Linked DNA regions of Homo sapiens: region 2 is linked to region 1. Evidence: chromatin loops called from intact Hi-C (ENCODE). Cell type or tissue: PC-3. All regions are shown on one strand.

Region 1 (8,000 bases):
ATTTAACAAGTAAAATAGCATGATCAGATATGAAATTCAGATGGTCATTCAGATTACAGCGTATAAAATGGATGAGTGAGAGACCTGCACAAAGCCGGGAGACTTGTTGCAGTGATGAAGGTATTGCAGTAATTTAGGTCGAAGAATTCTGGGAGCCTGGAAGAAGAATCTGAAAATGAGGACCCACACTTAACCAAGGAATGGAGACATTGAATCATCTGTGGGTCAACTGACTAAACTGAGTTTTATTACCTGTAAAGCCAGGAATAGCTGTGGGATTTGGTAACCCCACAAAGGTCCTCTTGCCTTGTTAGATGCTAGCTGAAAAGCCTGCTAGATTTCTTTTCTTCTTTTCTTTTTAAAATCCAACACTCACTCTTTTTAATGCTAAAGAACAGACGTTAAGTCAGGGATTCTTTTTTCCTAGCTGCTGTTGCAGTCACAGGATGATTCAATGAAGCCGGCTGGCCATATGCAGGCCTCCTTGGACTCCTTCACCCGCTAATAATGGAGAGTTGCAGAATTCTCAGTTGAGCACAAAGAGTGAACTGATTCAAAAGGTGTGACTGATCACTTGCACATGCTACTGCCAATTATTCCTTCAGCTAGAGCTTATGGGATAGTTTTCCTCAACTAACTGTATACTGACGGTAGTAACTTGGTATGAAGATCTGGAAAAGGACACATGTGGTAATAAGACTTCCTAAATTTCAGTTTTGAACTCCGTAAAATGTACTAACTGAACCTAGACTAACTACTATAGAAACATGGGATCCAGAGGCAATCATACATTTCATATATTGCAGCAGATTTCTTAAATTGGGCTGTCTGCATATTAGCAGTCATTGTACATTTGATACAGTGGGAGACCATTCAGTTGGAGATGAGTTGATTCATTTTATTATTGCTGTGATATAAAATATTTTCCAAAGAATATGTGTTATGCATTAAATCTTTACTGAAAATGGGTTATTGTAATTCATAGAAAATTATCCTATTTTCCCCCAAATAGAAGAGATAGGAATAATGGGAATAAATAATTATTAATCAAGAAAAAGTAGATAAGTGGGCTCAAATTTAAAATGTATTTTGTGGTTACCATTGACAGAGTAAATGGTTTCTTAAATATTTTTTGTTCAGCAATATATAAGAATTGACACTCATACTGTACATGATGGTGGTGATTCTATAATAATAGAGTATTACTTGTTAATCATGCAACAAAGAGAAAGTGACTTAGTGATCAATGGCAATTACATTAGAATTGCAACATATGGTAAATTGAATCTTTTTGTACAGTGCCATTTAGTTGTTTGGGACCATGTACCAAATTAATGGGAACATCAGGTAAATTTAACAACTTTACTGTTTTAATTGGTCCTAAAGTAGGTAATTATGTTATCTATAAAGTCAGTTTGTCCTTTTTTCATTATTTATGATGCACAAATGTACACCAGGCATACACTAATCAAAATGGAATTGTAACATACATGGTTGGGGCCTGCTCCAAATACAGCCCAAAACATGAAAGAAAAAGAAGCTGGAAGTTACTCTGAAGCATATTTTTGTGTTGCACTGAAAAGTTATTTTTCTGTTTTGGTTTTTGTTGTAATATAGCTGGATTAAAGATATAGCAGTGTTTCTACATTTTTAAAAATATTTTAAAATTTCTAATAACTGAAGAATAGCCTAAATAGTTTTTCTTTTGGATTATTTGGTTTTAAAGCTATCTGGTTGTTGTGGAGTCTTCAATATCCCAATTCCTGTCTTGTTAAACTCAAAGATTTTGCATAATGAATAGTTGTTGAAATGTTTTGAATCCTTCTTGGAAAGATAGGCGGTCTTTTCAATTGGGACTCCATCAGTGGTTCTCAACTCTGGCAGCACATTGGAATTACCTATAAATATGAAAGCAAGTCACAATTTCTAGGACCTACTTGTCAAGATTATGATTTAATTTGTCGGAGTGTGGGCCAGGACAGAGCTATGTTTACAATTTCCCCAGGTGATTCTGTCACACAGCAAGAGATGGTAACCATAACTGTAAATGTGGGTCCTACATCAATAGGAAAATGTAAAAATTTAATTTATATGGTCTTTTATGACCATATTCACAGTACAATTTGGATTTAACAGATAGAAAAAAAAAGAACATAGGGCCTGCTGACATTTGGAAACACAAATCCAAATTGAGCAAGATGGGCAGTTAGTAAAATACTGTTGAATAAGATTAGAATTGAAAGTCTTATAAATATGACAGTGTTGACAAAGTTTCCATTTTGCAACTTAAAAACAAAACAAAACAATGACATTTGGGTCACTAAAGAGTGAATTAAGGAAAGGAAGTGAATAAAAATCATCTCCATTCTAGTGCCTGGTGTTTACATCTTCAGATACTTAAGAGAAACATTCTCTATTTGGGATTGACAAATAATACTGACATTCACTGAGAAGTTAACTATGGTAGAATGTATTTCACAGGTTAACTTTTTAACTTGTCAGAGCAATGCTAAGAAGGATGCTATTATTATTCCAGTTCTGCAGAGCTGAGACTGAAGTACAGAGGAGTTCAATGATGTGGCCAAGTCTATGAGACTGCTAATTATTAGTAAGTCAGTCTGATCCAGTTTGACTCCAAAGCCTACTTGCATGACCTCTATACCTATCTCTGTTTCTATGTCAAGTAACCTAGGTAAAATGCACCAAGGTTAATAACCAATGCCAGGATGTGTTGTGAAGGAAAAGCAACTTATTCTTCTCTCAGTCTTGTAAATCTGTCTCTCCTTCCACATGAGCTTCTGCAATGAGCTTGCTTTATACGTAATCCATGGAGATTGTCTCACTGCCTGCCCTTTGCAGAGGCCAACTGGGGTCTCTGGAAGGAATAAAGAGGTGTGATGAAAAGACAGCTATTTAAAAAACCATACCTTTCATTTATACCCTGTGAAAATATAAAATGCTCTTTGATATTTACCTACCTAGGTGATAGTATCTTCCTGTGAGAATTCCTAACAATACAATTCAGAAGCATGGTAAAATTAATTTTCAGTTTACATCCTTGTAGATATAGAGAGTAAACTAGTAGTGACAAAAAACTGTACTTTACTTATATGACTTTGTGTTTTTATGTATAAAAATAAACAAATTATATTGTATTTATATAAAATAAACATTTCCTATATTTTAAAACATTATTTTTATCTATCCTCTATAAATGAGATTTAACTTCTTAATCCTAACAATTTAAAATAAAGAAGAGAGATCAAATTCACACACGCAGGCCATGAATAAAATCTGAGAATATGGAAAATATTAATTACATTCCACAGTTTATAGCAAAAGTTACAATGTTGATAGAAGAATTAGTCATAGAAACAAGAAGCTGGTAGGAGCATTATTCCTATTTTGTGTGAAATAAAAGAAGTGTGGCCTTAGAAATAGATACAGGGTGATGACATATTTTAATAAAGATATCTGGTTTGAGTGTTAGGTTAGTCTGAAATAAGTTGAACTTAATAAAAGGATGGACAGAAACACAGAGAAGGTATGTCCACCTGTGGCCCAAATATAACATAGAGTATATATGTGAACAGAGAAAGCAACAGACAAAACAGAGAGAAACACAAATATAGAGATGACAGGGAAACCGACAGGGAAAGGAAAAAGAGATAAATGAGCCAGGGTGTGCCTATGTGGCTGAATTTCAAAAGAGCTTCTGAAGAAGACAACGTAGAAATAACTGGAAGAGGTAAACTAGGTGAGTCTGTGGTTTCTGAAACTGGAGAAGGTATCAATGACGTCATAATTCCTGACAGTTTCCCTAACTTGCACAGAAGGATTAGAAGGACCCATGGGTAAAAGGCAAGGAAGTGCTTTCACTGAACTCTGAGAATCTTGGGTGAAAGGCATAATAACTTTGAAGGGAAGACTTTGAGTTTCTCAGGATATCAGATGGTGTCGTAATCAAAGAAAGCTATTTAAAGCAGATGTATATTCTTTAGGGAGAATATCAGACTCAGTCCCTATGGATGCAGTAAATAAAAACATGCTGAATTTATTTCCTTTCTTTATTTTTTGAAGTAACCATGCTATTTTCCATTTTAAAAACTTTTGCTGTTTTACTCTAAGCTCTTTACTCCCTGGTATAAAAAGAGGATTATATATTTATAAAGAAAAGTAAATTTCCTAAGTTCTTGTGAGATTGCATGCGTGTATTCATATAATATTTGTTAAATCAACCACAATAAGTTTAGACAAAATTAGGAAACAACAATACTTATAAAAAATGAACCGCATTTCCTTTTATCATTTCTCCATAACATTATCTTGTGGATTTAATTCACAGACAATAAGTTTTATTCAAAATGGAAATAAATTTAAATGATTTGTTAAAGCTGCTTTATAAGGTACAACATAATCCTATGATTAAAATAAAGTTGCAAAGTAATATATGATGACATGAAACAATGTTGATATATTTTATATAAAAAGGTATGTTAAAAACATAACCATTTTCTTTTAAAATATACCTTATACGGATAAATGGTGAGAAAGAGAGAGAGAGAACTAAAAAATTATACACCACACTATTAATATTATTTATCTCTGGATGATGAAGTTAGGATTTTATGGGAGATTTTTACTTCTTTTAATGTTTCAGTGATTTCTAAATCATGTATAATAACCTCTAAAATAATAAAAAGTTTATTTTTAAATGAGGAATTATTACATTCCCTTTAGGAAAGAAATATGATACTATTGATTGATGAATGTAAGGAACTTTTGTAAAAGGTGTACATTTACGTTTATATCCTTTGAGGATTAAATTACAACATTACTCAAACGTTACATGTTTGTAAATTACTATACATATATTTAAATATATATAATATATGTAGTATGCAGTTAAAAGCATAACTATTTTTAATAGTCATACTTTATGTCTTCACTGTGATTTTCTGCCAATAAGATGAAAGCAGATCACTGTCCTTGGGTATATACCCAATAGAGCATTTTACGGACTGTTAGAGATGGATTTTAAGGTACCTGTGACCAGTAGTTACCTTAAATGTGAGCTGCATTATTCTTAGCTTTCAAAATCCTTTGATCTATTTTATGATGGGAAGAGGAGGAAGCTAACAGTGTTCCCATTCAATAACTTTTTGGGAAAAGTACTTTGACTAGTATTTTCCTTTTCATTTACCTGCAAAAGCCTAAACCTAAAATTATTTTGGTAAATGGAAATAATTTTAATTATTTAAGTTACATTTATTGACAAATGAAAATTTTATCAGGATTAATATATTTATGTTCATTTATTGAGGAAAGTAAAACTCAGCAGTCAACTAAAATTTTAGTTTACTGAAATGAAAGTATTACAGTAATTGTAAATAAAATCTGCCTTAAGAAAATATAACAACAAGAAACCAGTTGCAAAATGTGAGAAAAGATTGATATTTTCTGACAATATCTATAGGGCATTTAAAAATCCAAACAATTGCTTCATCGCCTTTTGCCTAAGTATAGTTTTTTTTCTTATCAGTTTTTTAAGAAACAAACAAACAATGATATGAGCAAACTCTGTCAGATACTCAACTGACTGGCTGAGACTCAAGTAAGTTTAAAAGAAAAATGACACAAATACCACCAGTTTAGTCAAAATAGGCAATCTTCTAGCCCCATGAGGACACAACCTAAATGTGCCTATTTAAAGATCAAAGATATACTAAGACAGCTTGGAACTTTGATCTTCACATGAGTGCTGGAGTTTCACGTCACACTTGAATAGGGCCCTTTTGTTTTGTCACTAGACTCATTCTTCCACCAACCAGTGTTATCTGTTAAACCCGAAGTGCAGGATGGATAGTTGGGAATAGTACAGCAATTATGTGAGAGGCCTGGGGCAATGATAGCTCTGGAAGAAACACGCCTGTTTTATATATGAACGATTTTCATACATAAAGATGGATGTTTCTAAATGCTTATGCTCAGTTGAAGAACATTCAAAATACAGATTTTTATTTGTAAAGTAATAGATTTAGGTGCATTGTTGTAAATACTGCAAGAGAGCATTAACCAGAATGTTCAGGACTTGAACTGTTTTGCAGCAATTATAGTCATAGATATCTTAGGTATTGATTATAAAATTTTTTTCAGCACACAATATAAGCAAGTCATCTCTTTAAATGTTATTCTGTAAAATCTTCAAAAAAAGTGTAACTTCATAAATTCTGTTTTACCAGCAAGACAGACAGGGAATTATCTGATCATATGTTTCGATAGGTATCTTTCAACACACTGGGGCTTATCATTTTTTATATCTTGGTAGACCACTCTTACTTTGTTCCCCACAACAGAGTACAGACTGGTACAATATAAACTATAGATAGGTCTTTTTAGAATTATTTTGAAGTCTGTATCATCTCAAGTTATACTCTCATATCAATACTAACCTACTCTATTTGTATTTATTAATGTTAAACCTTTTATTGTTTGTCATATTTGTTTAGTATTTCCTTCTATCTACTATGGAAGTGGGTTTCAAACTAAAATAGGCAAGGCAAGTGAGGGTAATATGGAAATGATGCCTAAGATAAATAAGCAATTTTTTAGGTTAACTTCAATTAAAAGTTAGATAAATCCCATCTCATTTTATGATGCAATTCTATATAGGAGGCTTATGAATTACTATGTTAAATTTACTAAGTCTTGGAGAAATTAGGAAAATAAACAAATAATTCAAGGGAGAAAAATATGATACATTATTGATTTACATAGGAAGCAGATAAATCACTAAGTTTACTAGTGATCTATATAATTAGTTTTATTTCAACCTGAAAGTGAGTTTTGAGGGAAATGTGACTCCTGACTATATATAAAAAATTATTATTCAAATTTTCATGATGCATTTTCAGAGAGAAGGAAGACAGATTTTAAGCTTATAGAACTTGCAGAAGGTATGGAAAAAGAAATTTTAGTTGATTGTTTGGATGATGGAACCAGAATCAAAGGAAATTGTTTAGCTGAAATTACATGCTTACTTCTCAAGTTGAAGTATAACTAAGGTAAATATGAAACCCTGTACTTCAGCAAACAAACAAACAAGAAAATAAAAACTCAACACAAGTAAAACACAGGTGGCTATGGACAGCAGCAGGTGTGCAGAAGCCTGTGATATATCTTAAAAATTTTGTTTTGAAACAATTGGTATGCAACCCAAATAAATATGGGTCAACTTACGGTCAGTTTCATCATGGTTTTACATTCAAAATAAATGTTTCAGTCAAATAAAAATAAAGCATCTAATAAAAATTTGTAATGCAATTTGTATCATTAGTGAAATCTCTCAAACATGCTTAGCATAGCAAAGTTTGTGTTAATCTCAAAACTTATCTGTCGTGGCAGCTCCTCTCTAAATATCTCTCTTTTATTCTCTCTCATGATTCACTCCCCTATCTAAATACATTGTTATTCAACTCTTGGCTTTCTTCACGATAATCTTTCTGACTTCTTTTTAAATCTTGACTCAAATATCACCATATAAGAGGACATTTCCTAACACTCGCCACTTTCTTTTTATTCATGGCACTTATCACTTCCAAAATATTTTAAAATCTATCTTCACCACAATATAAGCTCCATAAATATTTATTGAATGAATGTCTGTTAATCTTCTGCTCCAAAATTTTCATATACTTTTCCTAAAAAGTTTCTATTCCCCTTGTAGTATAAGATCTAAACTTCAGGACAGACTATACTGTTCATCAGACTTCTTTTTCCATAAGTCTGCCCTGATTGTGTTTGCCCCTCAAAATCATGGTCTCTCATACATGGGAGAGGAAATAGAAGTTCACACAAGAAAATAATTTTATTTTCTTTTTTTGTTTGTTTGTTTATTTTTTTTTATTATACTTTAAGTTTTAGGGTACATGTGCACATTGTGCAGGTTAGTTACATATGTATACATGTGCCATGCTGGTGCACTGCACCCACTAACTCGT
Region 2 (8,000 bases), 56 kb after region 1:
GTAGCAACAAGATGACTTGTTGGAGGATATTTTACTTAAAGAATGAGTTGTAATCAAAGACAAGACAAAATGTGAAAATGAGTCTTTTACGTTCAGAGAACAGCAAGAAGCCCCAGTGTTCTGGTTTGAATTGACTGACTATGAAGGCAATAGAGGTATGTATACACACTCAGACACACATAAGATATACACACTTATATATTACACCACTATATATAAAAAAAATCTATATATCACTCATGTGACCATTTACACATGATTTTAGATTTTATTCTGTGATAAAGTGGATGCTAGTATAGGTCTTTGGGCAAAGAAAATACCATGATAAGATATTATCTACATAAAGATTAACTTAGTGATATACAAAAATGAATGTTGATGGGAAGAAGTGTAGGTAGAGAGATTATTGCAGTTATATAAGTACTGAGCTCTAGATCTGGGAGGAAGGCTAAGAATGAATGACAAAACTGTTTTGAACTTAAATATAGAAATTATAAATTTAAATTCAAGATTTTTTGTTTCTCATTTGAAAAATTATTATGAATAAAAATTTCTAGCAGAATTTTATAAGCAAATAATTTTTTGAATATTTAGAGGAGGATAGCAAATTGTTTCTAAAATTACATTTTATTGTATCTTGCTGTTCCTTTCATACAGTAAGCATAAAAATGTTTTGTGGCTGGGCGCGGTGGCTCACGCCTGTAATCCCAGCACTCTGGGAGGCCGAGGCGGGTGGATCACGAGATCAGGATATCGAGACCATCCTGGCTAACACGGTGAAACCCCATCTCTACTAAAAAAATACAAAAAATTAGCCGGGCGTAGTGGCGGGCGCCTGTAGTCCCAGCTACTCAGGAGGCTGAGGCAGGAGAATGGCATGAACCTGGGAGGCAGAGCTTGCAGTGAGCCAAGATCACGCCACTGCTCTCCAGCCTGGGCAACGAAGCAAGACTCCGTCTCAAAAAAAAAAAAAAAAAGTTTTGTTAGCCTACCCAGGCGACAGTCATTTTTCTCAGGTGACCCTGATTTATCTGGCTCTTGTAAGGCTTCAGGCATCAAGAAAAGTTTTGGTAGGCCTGAAGCCTTCTGGTAAAATTCCTGTGTGTTTGGTACTTAAATGCTTCAACTAAAATGAATTGAAGCAAATTTTTAACTAATATGGTAACTGTATCTATATTTTTTCTCTATGACAATTGTTAAAGTTTTTCCAATCCAAAATTTAGTAGCTTAAAATAACAATGTATTATTTATGACAGTTCTTTTGGATTGACTAGTGAGTTCTACTGTTTTATTGCATCATTTCTGCTGAGACTGTGGCACGAAAGGAAAGTCTAAAATGTCATCACTCACATGACTGATAACTGATCCTGGCTTCTGGCTGAGAATTCAGTTGGTGCTAGTAGCAAAGGGCTTTAGTTCCCCACCATTTGTAAATCACCTTGCCGCTGCCTGAGCTTCCTCACAACATGGTGATCTAAGGGTAGTTGAACTTCTTACAATATGGCTGGCTTTCAAGAAAAGTGGAAACTGCTAGACTTTCTTAAGTTTTTATTCTGAAACCGGAGGAGTGTCAATGTTGCTGCATTCTATTGGTAAAAGCTGGTCATAAGATGTGGCCAAAGTCACAGAGACAAGTGTCTATCAGTGTGTAAACACCAGGATGTGGTTCAATGAGGAAAACTAAAGATGCAGTCTAATGTTCTATAAATAAAGATCATCACTGCTTTCTTTCTTTAGTGACCTCTCTAGCTTTTTGTTACAGTCCCAAAAGATCATACTTGTTTTGTCATCAATGCCAACATTATAAAGGTAAAACACTTTTCCCAAAAATTTTGATTTCATGAGGCATTATAAATCATAGACATTAGAATATAAAGAAATCAATGTTCTTTACATGAATATAAAAATATATTTTTGAAATATTGAAGCTAATTTTTATTAAGAATTACATTTTCATAATCTCCTTGAAAACTACTTTAAATTATGTATTAATGCTTTTCACTGCAGAGAGCAAATAATTCATCACATTGTGGTGTGTGTGTGTGTGTATATGTGTGCATGTGTGTGTGTGCACACGACATAGATATTATTATCATATATCATGTATGTACTATTTATATCATTGTGATGTCACTGAATTATACAAATACAAGTGAAAATTTAATTAACATTGTTAAAAATAAATGTTATCAATTTTCTTCAATTCATGGAAAGAATGGTATTAGAAGTTCCTAAGAGAATAAAACAGGAAAACTTTTAGCCTTTTTTAGAAGCTCACAGATTATGATTTTGATTTTGCAGATGTTATTTTTTGTATTTTTATATTTATTATATCTCTTTGTGAAAGAAAACACAATTAGTATGAATAGTAAGTAGAAACATGAAACACTCCAAAATCTTTGTCAGCTAAATAGTTTATACTTTTCTACTTGCTAATCTCTATTCTCAAAAAAGCAAATAAACCATCTTCACCAAACAATCAGGCCACAGAAGCACGGAAATGGCAGTCAGTCTTTTATTTTTATATTCAATACAACTACAGACAAGGGACCTGTATTTTTGTACCTGCTTAATATCACATGTATGAATAGTGAATGCAAATGCTGCTGACAAACAGTTTACAAAGTTAAGTATATCTTGAGAGTTTTACTTTGTTTGAGGATTTTTCAGTTTACTAAGACAAAAATTGCTTTCAGCACTTTAAATGTGGTCACATTGTTCAGATACACATCCTCAAGTGTCCTAAATCACAGATATGTATCTTAAATGTCATTGGGGACTGTCTGTGTTAATCCACCCTTTTTTAGACGAACATGCCCTTGGCAGTTCTATTCAGAATTCAATGATGCTGTTTAATTGACAATTTAAAATTTGCAACATGCAATGCCTCTATCCCTAATCCCCAAACCATATTTATATCTCTTGTAAGTCATAAGCAGGCCAAGGACACTGAGGTCTTTAAGTTTCAAGAGCCTGTGGGATCTGCAATGTATATCAGCTTGTACATATGTAACCTGCTGAGAAATAGCAGTAGTGCAGAAAAATATGATTCTATTCCTTGATCAGTATAAGTTAAATGGTTCTTTATTTCCTCCATTTCATTATGTATTTCTAGCTCAATGCTGTGAAACCTACTGACGGTAAATCCCTAGAAACTAGGGTATGAGACAGAAGAATTTGTTTACTTGCAGGGAAATTGCAATTACCCCCTACAGTTTTTTGGGATACAATTTGCAGACCACTTGCATTGAATGTAATCTTTACCAAGGACAAATTGTTTTTGTTTGTGATGGAATTTAAGAGTCTTTCTGAATATGCAAGAGAGGAGGAATTTTGTGACAGAAGAAATTTGCTGTTACCTTAATAAATAACAAAAATAAAATAACTATAACGATTTATAATGTCTTAGGTTGCTAATAGCTGGAGGGATAAAATAAAAGAAGGAGCAGTTCATGAAAATAATAAAGACAGAAAACAACTTACTAAGAAAAAATAAGCAAAGTATATGGTCATCATCTCAAATTTCATACACAAACATGAAGATTTACCTTTTCAATAATTTCACATTTTTATTATAACACTAATATAGGTATTTTATTTTATTTCACTGTAAGAGTTGTTTAAAAAGAAATAAGCATCTCTGCCTGTACTGTGTGGTTCAATAATTATTGTTTCTGTCAGAGACTTAAAAAATGGAAAAGTTAAAAAAGTGATAGTGAGAAAGCCAGCATTTTAAGGATGCCTTAATTATATACACATTTAGAAGAAAGTAAGAAGATTAAGTAAAAAGTTCAGCAATTGAATGTTTAAAATCATTTTTGATGAAAACGTTAACATTATGATTTGTAGATGACAGTGTGTTGCACACGTAGAGAACACTACGGTGTACTAGATAAAGCAAATGAAGATATGAAAAAAGTTATGGATTAAAATTTAAGAATTTTAAGAAATGTAAGAATTTTATATGTATTTGAATACTATATCTAAAACAACTCTAATAGCCTCTCCATTTTTTAGTCTTGAAGTAGAGGTATATTAGGGAAGGAAACCTGTCTTAACTCCTTTGAAAATTTTCCTAAGGAGCAGGTGAGATATTTAATTAGAGCCGTTTTTTAAAACTCAAAAACATAGTTCACCTTTGCCTAAAATAGAATAACTGATACAAGACTTAGCCACTCAAAATTTTTTAAAATACTGCAGAAGTAGACAAAATATATGTAGCTACCCTTTCTTATGCATTGGACAAGAGTCAATATAGGACTGTAATTCTTTATATAAGGGAAATATGTGAGATTTTTTACCCAGCTTTGTGCCTGGGAGCACTTTTCTGACTGTGGCCCCTGGAAGAGAAGCCCAAGAGAATGTGATGATCTCTCTGATGTTAGTAGGCATAGAGAGGATTCCCCGGAAACTGAAGCAGCTGAAACTCATAGGCAGAATTCTGAAAAGAGTTGCTGAGGAAGTTAGGTTAGATAAAAATTCAAGAAGGGCTTCCACATAAGTTCATGATTAATGTCTGCAGTGTTTGTTCACAGGGTGAGGCTCTCTGCAAGGTTGAGGAGAGAGTAGGTGTTGCTGGGATAAAAAATACATCAAGATTCCTGAGGTAACATGTTGCTGAAAGAAGTTGGAATTTTAGGCCGCCTACCATGTTCTGAATAAGAGAGCATTTGGCTGAGACCAGAACTTTAAAAATAAGCAACATGCTATAGAGTAAAGGCAATATCACAGAACTAAGCAGAACTGCAGAGAACTAAGCAAGACTGCATGCAGTAGACTTGCTCTAGAAAAAAAAAAATAATATGATGATGAGTAACAGGATAAAGAAAAATCTACTGGTAGTTCAAATTCAATTCCTGCTGGAGCAAAAGTAAATACTTTTCAAAAAAAGGTAATAAAAACATTATCTGTAATGTATCATCAACAATGTCTAGTATGCAATTAAAATCTACTTGACATGTGAAGAAATAAATAAAATATTATCCTTAAACAAGAGAAATAAAAGTCAATAAAAGCCAATTCTGTCATGACTTGTAAGTTAGAATAAGAAGACAAGAACTTTAAAATGCCTGTTTTAAATATAATCAAGTAAATAAGAAAAGGTAGGCATAGTGAATGATCAGATGAAAAAATCTCATAGAACTAGAAACATTAAATAAGAAACAAATAAAAATTCTATAGTTGATTAGTACAATATCAAAATGTTTAAAAAGAATCACAGAAGATCCTTAGCAAAAGATTGTGGACTAAAAAAAGAAATCGGTGAACTTGAAGACAGATTAATAGGACATAAAACATTAAAGAAAAATATTAAACAGAGCTTTATTGACCTGTGGGGCAATATCTCTTAGTTTAACACATGTACGAATGAATATCACAAGAAGAAAAGAGAAAAGTGGGACTGATAAAAATAACTGAAAAATAAGCCAAAGATTTTTTTTAAAATAGTGAAAAACCTACCTTTTGTGGTATAATGCATCTGCAAATGCACAGATCATAGAAGGTCACACACACGGCACCTCAAACAGAATAAACAAACACACTGAGAATCTGGGAACACTGTAGTTAAACTAGTAAGAATAAAATAGAACATCAGAAAAAGATGATGTTACAAAAAGGTGCATTACAATTTGAAAACAGTTTGCTTTTTGTCAAACTAATAGAGGCCAGTGAATGATGGAACATCTTTCGAGTGTTGGGAAAAGAAAAAAAAAAAACTGCCAAACTAGAATTCTACATTTAGCAATATATATCCATTGAAAATGAGGGTAAAATATAGTGTCACATAATCAGAAGTACAAAGGGTTCATTTCTAGCACCTTTTCATTACAGCAAATGCTAATTAATGTCCTTATGATGCGAAGAATGGGATGCTAGATGGAAACTTTGCTATACAGCAACAAAACTGAGCTAAAGAATTGTTATATATATGGGAATACATAAGAGACCTGTTTGTACTTTTAAATCCTTTAAAACACAATAATAATTTTAAGAGAAAGTATTTTTATTGCATTTTGGAACTAAAAGGTATAATTGGATTATTTGTAACACAAAAGGTAAATGCTTGAAGTGGTGGATACCTCATTTACCCTCATGTGATTATTATGCACTGCATGCCTGTATCAAAATATGTCATGTACTACATAAGTATATACACCTACTATGTACCCACAAAAGTTAGTAATTGAAAATTTAAAAAATGTATTTGGGGAAGAGAAAGTATTTAAAGAAGTTAAATATGTCATAATAGCACAAAGGATACAGAAGTATAAATGCAATTACACAAATGAAAGTTTCTTGCATTTTATATATAGAGTTGCAATATTAACTTTATATTCAAAAATGTATATTTTATTTCCTAGAGTAATGCCAGAAAAGTAATACAAAAACATAACGATAAAAAAATAAGTTTATTAAAACTCAAAGAAAAAAGAAGACCTTATCCCACAAAATTGCAGAAATAAAAAACAAATGACCTAAAAAATGAACAAGACAAATACAAAACAAATGGAAAGGCAGTATTCTTTAACCTAAATATCTCAATTTTTATATTAAATATGTATTGACTAGATACCCCAGATAAAAATAAAAATTGTTAGACAGTATGTAAAAGTAGTCCCAATTATATGTTATCTGTATGTATTTAAACATAAATACACAAAAAGCTTAGAGGCAAAGGGATGGAAAAACATGATATGAAAATTATTTGTATAAAGTCTGCATTAATATATTAACAGAAAAAATGTGGCTTTTAGTAGAAATAATATTCACAGAGATTTAAAGGCCTATACCAGAATGACAAAAAAATTAATTCATCAAGAATTGACAATCTGAAATATGCATTCACCTAATAATGAAGTCTTAAAATGTATGAAGCAAAAACTACCAGTTCTATTGAAAGAAATGGGAAAATACACATTCATGGATTTATTTTTTACACCCGCCTTTTAGTAACATATAGAACAAATAAATATAAGGATATAGAAGATTTGAATTACACTATTAATCAAATTGACCAAATTAACATTTATAGAAGCCTGTAGCCAATAAATATAGAATATACAATGTTTTTAAGTACACATAGAATGCTTAAAAAACTAAACTTAAAAAGTCACAATATTTTAAAAGCAAATCTTACAGAATATGATGTCTGACCACAACACAATATAACTAGAAAGCAATAATAGTAAGATATCTAAAAATTACCCAAATCATTTAAAACTTCTAATTAATACCAAGATAAATGAAAAAAAAGTACAGAGAAATTAGGAGACACTTTACATTACTAAATGAAAACCCTAATCTAACCATAACCCTAATAATAGACAACATAAACTTTGTATGGTACAACTTAAGAATTGCTTAGAAGAATATTTATAGCTTTAAAAGATATCTTAAAATATACTACAGTGTATATTTGAACTGATAGTCATGAGTCCTGGGACTGGAGTATAATAAAGAAACAGATCACGTTACTGCCTCTCTAAGATGTGGAGCCAGCTCAGTCCCCTCACCCTCCATGAAGACCTCAGTGCATTTCACCAGGAGCTCCCCCTAGCCATACTCATTAGGCCTGGTGCCTGTGTTTGTTATTGGGGTATTCATGAGCAAGCCCAGCTGTGTCCCCCTGCCCCACTGAAGAGGAAGCTCAGGGCACCAGGCATTCCACTGTCCTGTCCATCAACTGAAGCAACAGAAACCACCCCATAGTAGACAAAGATCAAGTACTACTCATCTGCTTGTGCCACAGCTGGCTTTTGCCTATAAGTGCCACCTACTGGCCTGCACTTTGAACAGCACAGGCTAATATAAAACCTGCTGAAAGAGGCATGTAGGGCTACAGAGGCAAAGACAAAAGGCCCTACCCAACAAATTCTATAGTCACTCCCCTTGAAGAGGGGAGAAGAGAGGAGGACAAAAAAAAAAAAAAATGGAAAAGGAAAAAAACCCTGTCTACATGAAAATAGTATAAAAAATTTGAAGTACCAGCCACTCCACAT

What was found. A loop is a pair of places that touch in the nucleus more often than their neighbours do. Peaks named below come from ENCODE experiments on the same cell type or tissue, not always from the same donor. Only the 100,000 strongest peaks of a DNase experiment are listed, where the experiment ranks them.
Region 2: it touches region 1 in a loop (5-fold over the local background); 4 of 110 quality-filtered maps call a loop at or near these places.

The regions. Positions count from the first base shown.
Region 1 is chr5:104,349,764-104,357,763 of GRCh38, forward strand. No RefSeq gene overlaps it. Among named protein-coding and RNA genes, the nearest start is that of NIHCOLE, 270 kb to the left of the region's middle. In PC-3, no CTCF peak of the experiment used is centred here; no DNase peak of the experiment used is centred here; H3K27ac peaks cover 1,501 bases.
Region 2 is chr5:104,405,311-104,413,310 of GRCh38, forward strand. No RefSeq gene overlaps it. Among named protein-coding and RNA genes, the nearest start is that of NIHCOLE, 330 kb to the left of the region's middle. In PC-3, a CTCF peak has its summit at 7,765 (motif pointing left); a DNase peak (open chromatin) is centred at 7,771; H3K27ac peaks cover 705 bases.